Linked DNA regions of Mus musculus: regions 1 and 3 are each linked to region 2. Evidence: chromatin loops called from intact Hi-C (ENCODE). Cell type or tissue: heart. All regions are shown on one strand. Region 1 holds the start of Chchd3 (coiled-coil-helix-coiled-coil-helix domain containing 3). Region 2 holds the start of Exoc4 (exocyst complex component 4). Region 3 holds the start of Slc35b4 (solute carrier family 35, member B4).

Evidence for each region. Hi-C counts contacts between places; a loop is a spot of excess contacts. Peaks named below come from ENCODE experiments on the same cell type or tissue, not always from the same donor. Only the 100,000 strongest peaks of a DNase experiment are listed, where the experiment ranks them.
Region 1: a loop joins it to region 2, with 11 times the contacts of the local background. A loop is called at or near these places in 12 of 42 quality-filtered maps.
Region 3: it touches region 2 in a loop (4-fold over the local background); 4 of 42 quality-filtered maps call a loop at or near these places.

The regions. Positions count from the first base shown.
Region 1 is chr6:33,058,709-33,062,708 of GRCm38, forward strand. Chchd3 (coiled-coil-helix-coiled-coil-helix domain containing 3) reads right to left here and starts at 1,552. Exons shown (of 8, transcript NM_025336.2): 1 at 1,292-1,552. The coding sequence starts at 1,372. In heart, a CTCF peak has its summit at 1,766; DNase peaks (open chromatin) are centred at 773 and 1,623; H3K4me3 peaks cover 1,780 bases; H3K27ac peaks cover 1,080 bases.
Region 2 is chr6:33,246,736-33,250,735 of GRCm38, forward strand. It overlaps Exoc4 (exocyst complex component 4), which reads left to right and starts at 2,393. Exons shown (of 18, transcript NM_009148.4): 1 at 2,393-2,503. The coding sequence starts at 2,418. It also overlaps the pseudogene Gm1401. In heart, no CTCF peak of the experiment used is centred here; a DNase peak (open chromatin) is centred at 2,336; H3K4me3 peaks cover 1,310 bases; H3K27ac peaks cover 1,486 bases.
Region 3 is chr6:34,175,462-34,179,461 of GRCm38, forward strand. Slc35b4 (solute carrier family 35, member B4) reads right to left here and starts at 1,593. Exons shown (of 10, transcript NM_021435.3): 1 at 1,317-1,593. The coding sequence starts at 1,393. It overlaps Gm13855 (a long non-coding RNA gene), which reads left to right and starts at 1,587. Exons shown (of 3, transcript XR_868963.3): 1 at 1,587-1,761; 2 at 2,744-2,903; 3 at 3,820-3,916. In heart, no CTCF peak of the experiment used is centred here; a DNase peak (open chromatin) is centred at 1,590; H3K4me3 peaks cover 1,878 bases; H3K27ac peaks cover 776 bases.

The sequences.
Region 1 (4,000 bases), 190 kb before region 2:
GAGAAAGACTTAATGCATTGTTCTAAACAGTTTTTTCATCTGAAATTTACTTTCCTTTTTTTTTTTTTTTTTTTAAGTTTTCAACATTCTAAGCCTTTTATCGACTTTCTTTTCCTTTCTTTTTTGGTTTTTTTTTTTCCCTCCACCTCTGTACAAAACTCAAGTATGCAGTAATTCTTATCTTACTACAAAAACTACCAACTAAACCACAGCAGGCAAAGGGCTCTATCACTAGTAGAGTGAGAATTGCTGGTCACAGACTCAAAAACTCAGTTCAACAGTCTGGGGTTTCTAATCAATAAAACTTTAATAAGTTCTTTTCAAAGTAACAAATTTCAAAGGAAAAAGTTTTCAAGCAGTTGAAATGTTTTTAAGTTTTTATTTCCTTGTAACTCTTACATAGTTAATTAAGAGTAGTTGTGTAAAAGCAGTAGACAGAAAATATAAAGTACTCTAAAACCTTCTGAAGTCATAGTGCTCTATTTACTAGATACAAGTAAGTGTACTTCCCAAAGCATGAAGCTCCAAAGTCGAGGCAAAGGAGAATATTAAAGTTGTTAGTGTGTATACTAACGCCCTAGAGGAAATTCAAGTTTTCAGTTCATGTATCAAGTACATGCAGAGGGCATTTAATAAGTCTCTATAACGATCCCTTAGAAGTTGTCTCAGTTCTACAACCTTGAAGGCCTGCAAACCGACCTCCGCCCCTAGCAGGCTGGCAGTTATAGGCCTGTATAGTCCAACTGGGTCAGGTTCATAACTTGGGCCAACAAACCACAGGGGAGGCGCCTGGGAAAACGAAATTATCAGGTGGAAGGGAAAGAGCCAGAAGCCAGAAATTAGCAGCAGGGTCAGGAATGACTTGAATGGTAATACCAGAAGAGGGGCAGGGAATAACAGAGGCAAAGAAGAGTAATCCTTAAAACACCAATTCACTCTGAGAAAGAACTGTGCGTGGAAAAGAAGGGCTTGGGTCCTGTACAGGAGGCACACGGACCAGCACAGTGAAGCAAGAGTTTTAATAAAGTCCTGCAACTAGTGAGCAAGGACGACCGTGGTGACCCGGCACCACCACCCCGGCACAGTGCATGGCTCCTGGCACACAACCAAGAACTTTCTCTGAATGGAGGTTCGGAGTCTTGAAACTACGAGCTTCTTCCCAGAGACCCAGACTTCTAGCGGGACAGCAGGGCGGGCCGAGAGCGGAGAAAGCAGGTGCAGCTGTCCCAGGCACATTTCAGCGTTGGGATCCGAGGTCAAAGGCTGCCCTCCGCCCGCCCACGGCACTCACCCGGATGCCCTTCACCACGGTGATGTTCTCGTTCTCGTCCGCCTCGAAGGTGACCCGGCGGGTGCTAGCGGTCCCGCCCATGGCTCCTGCTTCTGTCCCCGCAGAGTCTGGAGCGTGGACCTACGAGCACGTCAGGACCCACGCGCACACTTGCGCGTGAAAGCCCTGGACGCTTCTCTTGCAGGGCAGGAGCAAGGCCACGACCCCAAAAAAGAAGCAAGGAGAAGGCGCCGGTCCCAAAAGCCCGCCTCCTCCGGTCACGTGCCAGAAGTAGGCCGCTTCGGGTTAGCCCGAGAAGCAAACTGCCCGCCTCTTATCAGAAGGTGCACTAGGATTGGCTGGATTGGACCCGGATGCTATGGCAACAGGTGGTGCTTAATAGGGCTTCCGGAGCCTCTGAGAATAATGGGAATTGTAGTCTCGATCCGGAGCGATAGGTGCTGTGACAGGTCTCACTCCCTAAACTGTAAAGTGAACCGAGCATTCTGGGAGTTGTAGTCTTGACAGCCCTGAAGGCCTCCTTCTGGTCTACTTTCAAAAAAGTTGGTTCACCCAACCAGCTTGTTTTGCAGTTGACTCTAGAACCTTAGGTAAGTTAGGTAAATACAGGCTCTCAAAGCTAGATATGGAAGATGCACTCCCCTAAACAAACAACTTGTATATTCCAATTCACAAACCTGTAACAACTAAACTTAGCATTTTGCCACTTAGTCTTTTAAAGGGGCCGAGACTACATATGCCTATGTTCCTATCTTATGACTTTGGTATTTGTCAGTCTGTATGAAATGCAACTTTTAATGTAGGGCTTTCAAATCTACATGCAAAAATGCACAGGAAAAATTATTTACACAAAGATACAGACAGAACACTGCTTCTCGTGTTTGTGTCTCTTATTCACTTACATAAGTTAGATCACAGGATGATTAGACAGAGGAAAATGGTCCGTTCATGGAGGAGTTATAGCAGCGTTAGACAAAGTAGAGATGATCTGTTTTGGAAAGTTTCTAGCTTGGTACTTTACCTCCAAGAAGTCTAAAAATGTTAGGATAACCACACACACAGTTTCAGTTTTGTTGTTATTTGGTTATTTGGTTGATTTTAGGGTTTTTTTGTTTTGCTTTTTTGTTTGTTTGTTTGTTTGTTTGCTGTCAAACACTGTTGCTAAAAGTACAGTATGATCTTAGATTTATGGAGCCAGAGAAATACCCTTTCATTTAGAAATTAGATGGATGGGACTACTGATGTAGCTCAGTTGTCTATGCAATGCCCCAGGCCTGAGCTATGTGAAGGAGGAGAAAAAACAAGAGGGAAGAAGAAGAGTGGGGCAGAAGGGGGATGGGAGGGGAGGGGACAGAACTAGCTGAACAAAAATACCTTTTTCAATTTGCCCTTCTCAACATTAAAAGACAGAGAATACAGCATACCATGGCATCCTCCTAGGCCAAAGGGATCCACAATGTTGAAGAAATATTTTTGAGCTTCAGTTATTTGTCAGCATGTCAGAATCTGTAGCGCAAGACACTATGTCCCTCCCGCTGCTATATCCCAGCATATAGCAGCAGTGCCCTTCATCTCATTGTGTCGTTCTTTTCAACACATGTGCTCTAAATCACATGATATTCTCCTGCAGTTCTGAAACTGCCTGCCCCTGTCTGCGTCCTCCCATTACATCACAGTTGAGCTTGCTTCTCTTGAGAACCCAGATACACAGGGATTGCCGTTCCTTACATCGGGTCCTCCCCATCCATAAACACAATCACCTCACTTCCTACCCCATAGACGGCGTGTATTGAAGGGTGTTTCATAAAGCAGTTGCTCGGTCTATATTTACAAAATTAGAGGCTTCCATACGGAGAGTGAGGAGATACAAATAACACTTGTTAATGAGGATGAAGACCAAGGCTGAGAAGGCAATGGATGCCTTCCATCAGAGCACCAAAAGCATCCGGTGCTCTCCTCAGCAAAGGACCCAGAATACTTCCCAACTCCTAGTGTGTTTCAAGCAACACTAAGTAGATCTTCTTTTTAAAAAATTTAATGTATCGCCGGGCGTGGTGGTGCACGCCTTTAATCCCAGCACTCGGGAGGCAGAGGCAGGCGAATTTCTGAGTTCGAGGCCAGCCTGGTCTACAAAGTGAGTGCCAGGACAGCCAGGGCTACACAGAGAAACCCTGTCTCGAAAAACCAAAAAAAAAAATTTAATGTATCTTATGGGGATGTTGGGGGATACCCACAGTGACAATACAGTTCTCCCCAGGCCAGTTCCAGGTACATCGTCCCTACCATCTCTTCCTAAACTCTTGAGAACCAATGGTCTCCCCTTCGCTCTGTCTATAGCTTCTTCATGGCCATCTACTCCAAAGGCAGCATTCTCAAGCCAAAAACATAGGTTGGCTCAAATGAAAAACAAAACTCAAACTTGAACCTCTTAGATTCTCTCTCCCTTTTCTCTATTTTTGGCATCAAGTCCTCAAGTTTCACTGTGAAATTCACAGTACAAGAGGAAAAGCAGAGCAGCCTGGATAATGAGTTTGAACTCGGAATCATCACGGCAGACTAGAGAGAGGTAACACGGGGACTGTAAGCAAAATAAAAACATCCAGATGGAAAGAAAGAAGTAAAACTGCCTCCATCACACATGACATGATCTTATAAATAGAAAAACATCTCAAAGAATCTACTAAAAAAACAGTAATTTTTTTTTAAAGT
Region 2 (4,000 bases):
ATGAGGGAAGCCAGCAACGTGTCTTGGCTCTCTGGCCTATGTTAAGTGTGGGTGGGCTAAAAGAGCCCCATAACCTATTCCCTCCTGGAGGGCAGGCTGAGTTCCCAAGTTAGGAACAACTTCTACAACTCTTGAAATTTATAAAACAAGTTTTGAGCCATATTTAAAAACAAACAAACAAACAAACAAAAAAAACAAGAATCTAACTCCAAAAGGGGGTCTTTAGAACAAGCTAAACGGTTCATTTAAATTATTTATACTAGTTATTAACAAGGAAGCTACAAATGGAAGAGAAATTGAGGGTAATAACTTCCTGGAACTTACCACATACCTCTATGGCCCCATACAACTGTGGGAAGACATGTGAAATGCTAGAGTGGGCCCTGGAACTGGCCACTAGTCCCTGTGGTGTGACAATGCACCAGAAAAGAGAAAACCAGAGACCTGCAGGGGCTAACAAAACAACAGACCCAGCAACAAGGCCAAGATAGCAAAGGCTGGGGCCACAGGTCCCTCTCTCCTGCGCCTCAGATTAGCCTCTGTGCTCAGCCAAGGAGGACAAAGCAGGAGCAATTCTCCTCCGGAGGGCAAGTGGGCCTGATTCCAAGAGGGCAAAATCTCCTGGACTATTCCAGAACACAGCCTGCTCCGCGCCAAAGAAAGCCTGCTGTTCAGTTGCACTGGAAAACGTGCTGGGAAGACCTGCAGGGCCCTCCTGCTTGTACAGCATCTTCTGTTTAACCATGGCCCCATCTGCCAAGTGGGTACCTTCTTCCACTGAGTCACCCACCATCTCTGCACCCAACTCCACTTCTTCCTCTGGCTGGCCAAGAACCTTCAGAGAGACCAGCGTCTCATAGCTGCTTTCCATAACATTTCTGTAGAGCTCCTTCTGCCAGTCCTCCAGGTTCTCACACTCTCGTTCTGAGAAACAGACCCCATCATTCTCAAGGGACCCGGACACCTTTGGGGTTTCCCCTTACTGCCGGGAGGCAACCAAAGGACCCAGAAGTTATTGTGGCGAAGCAGGTTCTCTACATTCTCCAGTCGTGGCGGTAGCAGCCTGTACTCCTGCAGCAGGGTCCCCAGCACGGCCCACTTGCCCTCCGGCTGGTTGCTGAACTCTCTGGCTCGAAGTCAGCCAGCTTCTTCTCTGCTGACCCTGCACGTCCCTCCAGGTTCTGCACTCAGGCAGCCCGGGATTCCATCTTCTTCTCCACAGCTTGAATAGCAGCCACCACTGTCCAAAGTGAGATTTCTGTGGTCTGGAAGTATGGGCTTTTCTCTGTTGTTTGTGAAGGTGGTGTGGCTGGAGCTAAAGGTGTGGAGCGCCGTTTCCTTCTGTGCAGAGCAGGTGTCGACTCCTCCGACTCCTCCATGGTCTCAGTCGCCCCACAACACCGACTGGAGGGAAAGTGCTTGGACTTTGTGCCTCTCCACCAGACGCCCAGACCCTTCTGGAAGCCGCCACCGCTGCTGTGCTGATACAAGGTGTGCTATGAGAGTAACCCCCCCCCCCCCCCGCCCGAAGAACTGCAGTGGTTCCTCCTTTTTGGGACTTTTTTTTGAGTGCTTTTATTTTAAAAGTATGGTTGAATTTCTACAAAAGATTTTCCTGTATCCATTGAAATTGGTCTGTGGTTCTCAACCTGTGGGGTTGACTCCTTTGGGGTTGCATATCAGATATCCTGCATATCAAATATTTACATTACAAGTCACAACAATAGCAAAGGTACAGTTATGAAGTAGCTATGAAATAATTTTATAGTTGGGAGTCACCACAACATGAGAAACTATATATATATATGTGACAGCCCCTAGGACAGGTACTTTTCCCCCTCACAGCCTGCAGCCTGCGACTTGGCATAACCGCAACAGTGAACTTGTACATAAGACGAATATAGAAACATTCAGTCTCAGAAAAATACCAAAGAAAAATCTCTGTGCGTGTACATTTTTGCATTTGGTTGATTTAAAGATGGTATTTGAAGTTAATATTTTTGCACACACAAGCATTCTTTTGGGACCTTTGTTTAAATAGAAGAATCTGCAATTTATCATCAGATACATTAAGTTAAAGCGTGTAAAATTATAAAATGGAGTAAACTGAAAAACAACTTAAGGTCTGTCTGAAGAGATCTAAAGAGACAGTAAGGAGGCTTGATGAAGTTGCCCTTGGTTTATTGTCCAGGCATGCCCGGGACCGGCAGAAGAACTACATTTCCCAGAATGCTTAGAGAGGACAGGAGCCTCAGCCTCCAGCTGAGTCTCAGTCCCGCCTCCTAACTCCAGGGATTGGGTTTTTCACTTCCGCGCCTAAGCGCTTCTCTTCTGCCATTGGTGGATGTTCCGGGTCAGCCGCGGAGTTTACACTTTCCCGGTCCTGTCAAGCACCTGGCTCTCGCTCCCGTACCAAGATGGCGGCAGAAGCAGCTGGTGGGAAATACAGGAGCACAGTCAGCAAAAGCAAAGACCCCTCGGGGCTGCTCATCTCGGTGATCAGGTGAGGGAGGCAGGAGGCAGGCAGGGTGAGGTCAGGGCAGCGGCTGGACTTCCGCGGTGGAAGGGAGAGGCATCGGCTGGGCCCCATCCGCCGGCCCTTCTCTCCCTTTTGGCCTCCCCCGCCCCTCCCCAGGGCCTATTGCCCGCCCCCGCCGGGCAGTGTTCTAAGACTCTCTGGGGCCGGGGTTAAGGGGAGGACACCCCACCTCCCCAGTCTTCTCCTCGGGGCATGGCCTTTACTTCTGTCCCCGGTCCTAAAAGCTGGCCCGCTTGGGTTCGGGAAGAAACCCAGCGCAGGTGTACTCATTCATTCCTACAACAGGTTCTGGTTGACCCTGGTGCTGTGCACACTCCTGAAGGCCGGGAGGTGTCCTGGGCTCGTGGGGATCAGGCCCAAGTTTCCTGTTAGGAGTTGCAGAGTGTCCAACTTTGGGCACTTTCCACTACCTGTGAATAGCCACAGCTTCAGATCCTAGGTTTTGCGTGAGCTGTTAGCATTGAATATTAAAGTGATCCATCCATCCTTCCTTCTTGTTTTGCTTTTTTCTTTCCTTTTCCTTCCTTTCTTCTTTCTTTCTTTCTTTCTTTCTTTCTTATTGCTTTCTTATTCCAGTTTCTTACTCAAAACCATACAAAAATAGAATTTCAAACTGCCCTCCTCATTACTTTTTCCCTAAACTATTAGGGTGAGAGTGGGGGTGGTTGACTATTTACTAGTCTTCTTCTTCTTATTTTTAAATGTTTAAAATGTTAAACAGACTTAGATCAGCCTGAATAAAATGCATTATGACACACTTATCCATTGTTGTCATTTGCATTTCATCCCATATATTTTCCTAAAACAAATACCCCTTGCTTCCCACTTTCCTCGACTTATCCTTCACTTTGATTTGAGTTAAGAGAGCTCCTGTAATGATCCTGATTATCTTTTTAAAACCTAGGATCCACCAGAATCTGGTAGGTTAAGCCCTTGAGAGAATGGGTAAATCAAGCTTTGAAAGGCTTTAAAAGTTTACCATTTAATCGACTGAAAAGGACCCGTGTATTGGTTTATGGCAGAGTTTAAGAGAATGGCCTGTTTTTATCAATTTTATTTTAAAACGAGAGGATAGAACTGTCTGTGAAAGTGATACACTTTGTAGGCCCTGAAGAGAAAACACTGCAGGCACACATTCTTAGTTTAACAATGTACAGTTCAGATTTATCCCATGATATTAAAACCTCAGCCGGAGCCTTTGTAGTAGTGCGCCTTAATTTTCTCTGGAATTCTAATATGAGTGTTTGGAATCCTTTTCTGATCTTGTTTTTTTTTTTTTTTTTCCTGCCAGATAGTCAACACTCTCTTATACAGTAGATAAGTATGTAGTATGGTGCCTAGCATTTATTTAGTACTTAGGAAATATTTGTTGAATGAGGGAATGAGTGACCTGAGTTATGTATGCAAAGACAAGATATATTATCCCCTTTGAGGAGAGTATGGGCCTGGAGAAAGATGGCG
Region 3 (4,000 bases), 930 kb after region 2:
TCACATAATTTAGTGGCATATTCAATGCAATTATCTGACTTTGTTTCTATAGCTAGCCTGAATATATATCACTTTCTTATTTAAAAATATATTAAATAGATTGAATTCCAAAGTTTTCTGCCTTTGAAGTGTATCCAGAAACTTCTTTTTCATTTTCATCTTCCTGTCCACTCCCAAGACAATCGATCTTCATCAACACTCTGCATAATAAAACGGTAAGCTCTCTAAAAGCAAACTATAACACATACAGACTTGATCATAAATAAACTGCTTACTTCTGAAGGATTCAAACCAACAGTATCAAACAGGATAAATTTCCAACAGACATCACACCATGTTCAAAACTCAAGTTCAAAAATGGAAGGCATCTGGAAATGTTACTGGGCTAGGAGCTTAGACAGATACAGTCCAGCCCATTTTTGCTCTGCCACTTCCAAATAGTGAAAAGATGCCCAACTTTGCATCTGTTTCACTTTCAACAAAACAATGTAACTCTTGGTCACAGGGTTGCCCTAAGCAGTATATAGATAGAAACCTGTAGCTAGTGACTCTGAACTGAGTATTGAACTGTCTGAAAAAGGAGACCGAAGCTCCAAACCTTAAATAACTAACTGGAGCTGTTTAGTCCTAATCGTTTTCCAGTTCATCTCCTGTCTCTTTTCTAACTTCTGCCTACTGAACTTTGCACATAGTTACCCAACGTTATTTGCAAGACACCACACCACAAAGCCAATCCTGTTCCCAATCTACACTTCAAAGAGCACGCTTCTCAACGAAAGACTGTGATGTGCGAAATGCCCAGGGACCATGGTGACAGCTCAGTTGTTATCTGCACCACATCACTCACATATGAGTCTAAGCCAAGTGCTCACAACCATCTATCTCTACGACCAACAAAAACAAATGTTTCGCAAAACATGTCAACACACACACACACACACACACACACACACACACACACACAAAACTTTCTGTGAGAAAAGTTTTGCTCCAGACAGACACGTGTCATTCATTCACTGGTCAGCGAAAGGTGCTAGAGTTGGATGAGTAGTAGTTGGAGAGGGTGCTCCTAGAGACCTAGGATCGGTCACGTGAGAAAGTCTCCAGGCTTCAAACTCCCCAAAGTGTGGCTTGGAGATGCCGACAGCAGCACTCTGGATGTTCCTGTCACCTGGATGCTAACGAATGGAGGAGTGCCAGGGCTGCAGAGTAGCTGACTGCGTGGGTATCCCGTGCAGCGCACTAGGGAGGCGGCCAGGGCTAGCAACCCCGGACCAGCTTCGAGAACCCGGGCGCGGCCCGAGAGGGTCACTCACCGGGCCAGCAGCTCTAGGAAGATCACATTACTGCAGCAGCCTGCGAACACCAGGCCCACCGCGAAGGCCGGGCGCATGGCCGGTGCGGGGCACGGGGAGCCAGCGCGCAGAAAAAGCGCCCTTTCAGTTCGCTACCCTAGAAAATCCGCGCGCAACATCACCACCGCCAGCGGTTCCCTCCCTGAGGGCCGTCTTGATCAACTCTTCCTCCGCAGCTGCCACCGACGCGGCCAGACCAGGAGCTGTAGTTCTCAGTCATACCCGGTCCCATTCATTTGAGGGGGCGTCCTAGGGCTAACCAAACTACATGTCCCAGCAGACCGCGCGCCTTTACGGCAGGCGTGAAAAAAACAGGCAAGTTTCCCCCGAAGGCTCGCGTGAGTCGGTGTCGCACTGCCTTCTGGGAAATGAAGTCCCAATGCTGTTCGTGTTCAGTACCATAAAGGTTGGAATGGGATTCAACGAAATAGCTTGTGTGCTCCCTGTAACTGACTTCTCATTAGAGTATTCTAGCATCTGTAACAACTCACCTGCAACTGAGAGAATGTAGAAATTCCTGTAACATCTAAACCGAATTCTAGGACAACAGCGAACCTAAAAGTTTTGAGATTGAGCCTTGGCTTAAACTGCCTGTTTAGAGCATTGGCTTAGTACTCCACTCTCATCACAGGGGAAGATAGGCCTGTCTTACTAATAGTTGTTGTAGAATAGACTAATACAGTAAATGTATTGCTTTATGTCGTGATTTTTGTAGAGACACTGAACACATGTCTTGTGCTGGCATTTTGCCAGCTTAAGGTGCTCATTAAATATTGAATTTAACTGATAAAAGGCATTCTTTTTGCCATAGTTCTTGTTTCTAGTCTCCTTTGAAAGACAGACATTCCCAATTTCAGAATGCACTAGAGCTTATTGAAAATTCAAAGTTCAGGACCACAAATAAAAATTGTGCTCAGTAACCATCATTTAGAGCATGCAGGCGCCAGGATTCTGATGAGATCTCTGGGTCACAAGTTGGGGAAGCCACTGGCAAGTTAGTTGTGAATCTTGAGGAAAACTTCGGAGTGTTTATGTTTATCCCCTAAATTGCCTCCCATCATGTGGTGTCACTGCTGATGCAATCACACGTATGAAGGGGCACAGTTCTGAGCAGTAGCACTAGTCTTACATAATAGGAAGAAATAGGGCTGTTAATTCATCGCATCTATGAAAAACTGGTCTTGCTAGGTGTACAAACACAGAACACAAAGGCACTGGCCTATGTACATAGTTGATGGTCACCATGCAGTCTTTCTTGCTATTGCTGTTGAATCGGAGTGAACACCAAGAGGCTCAGTAACTGATGCCACAAGACTTCAGCTGAAGGGTAAAAGGCACGTGCTTCCTTTCAACACTTAAATGCTGACGTGAGCATTGTATGTGCGCAGCATATGTCTTTCAGGTGCGCTCAGAGGCCAGACAAAGGCATCCGATCTAGAGCTGGAGTTTCAGAGGTTGTAAGCCATTCCCTGAGTGCTCCAAGTTGAACCTGGGTTCTCTGCCAGAGCAGCCAGTGCTCTCAACCACAAAAGCATCTCTCCCATCCAGGTATGGCCAGTTTTGACTGGAGTGCTTGAACGTTGGCATTCTCAGAGTTTCCCCGGGTGATTTCTGTAGCTGAAGCTGAGAGCTGTTGAGGAAGGGGAAGTACTTAGAGGGACGGAGTCAGTGACATCAGTAGGTCATCTTTAAAGTGTCACCTCAGCCTGATTAAACTGAAATCCATAGGGAATGGAACCCAGGATCATCTGTCATTGAAACTCCAAGGCTGGGAAGCCTCACTTTGACTTAGTTCAGTTCTCAAGCCTGGCTACATGATAGAGCCACATGAGAGACTTTAACAATTTGCTGAACCACGAAACTAAGCCCAAAAATATCAGAGCCACTGCCAACCAAATAAGGAAGACACCTAAGTTTGATGTCTAAGCGGTGACATCTGTAGATGCTTCTGGCTAGAGAAAAGCTGAGCCTTAGCTCTGATTGGACTGGAGATTATTTCACGGCACACAAAGCTTCACTTCTCATCTACCGCTCCCATGCACACACCAAACTTGGAAGTACTTGAAGGGCGTTCTAATCATCTCTTCCTGAGTCTCAGATAAAAATCAAAACAGACTTAAGTAAATGAACGAAGAAGGAGTCTGAGTGTCTGCATATGCTCTGGATCTTCCTCCGTATTTCTGTCTTAACCTATCCCAGTTTTTAGTAAGAATATATTTACTATACATATCGATGACCTGGGCTCTTGTTCAAATGCTGACTCTGGGTTCTTCTACAAACTAAACACAGGTTAAACATTTCTAACAAGCTTTGAGTTCGTGCCAGGTCTCCTGGTCTGTGGGCCACACTCTAGTGAGTAGAAGACTATTCATTAACTCACTCTAGAAACTGCTCTATTCCTGCCCTCACTGGTTCAGAGAATTCAGGCCAACAAAACTATCTGTGAATTCCTTCTTCTCCTTAGCCTGCAAGCATGCTAAAGACCCAACCAGACCGAACCAGCTAACCAACCAGCCAACCAGCCAACCAGCCAACCAGCCAACCAGCCAACCAGCCAACCAGCCAACCAACCAGCAAAAAGCCCCACCAAAGCAAAAGAAAGAAAGAAGTAAGGAAAGTTTATTTTTCTTTTTCTTCATTTTAAT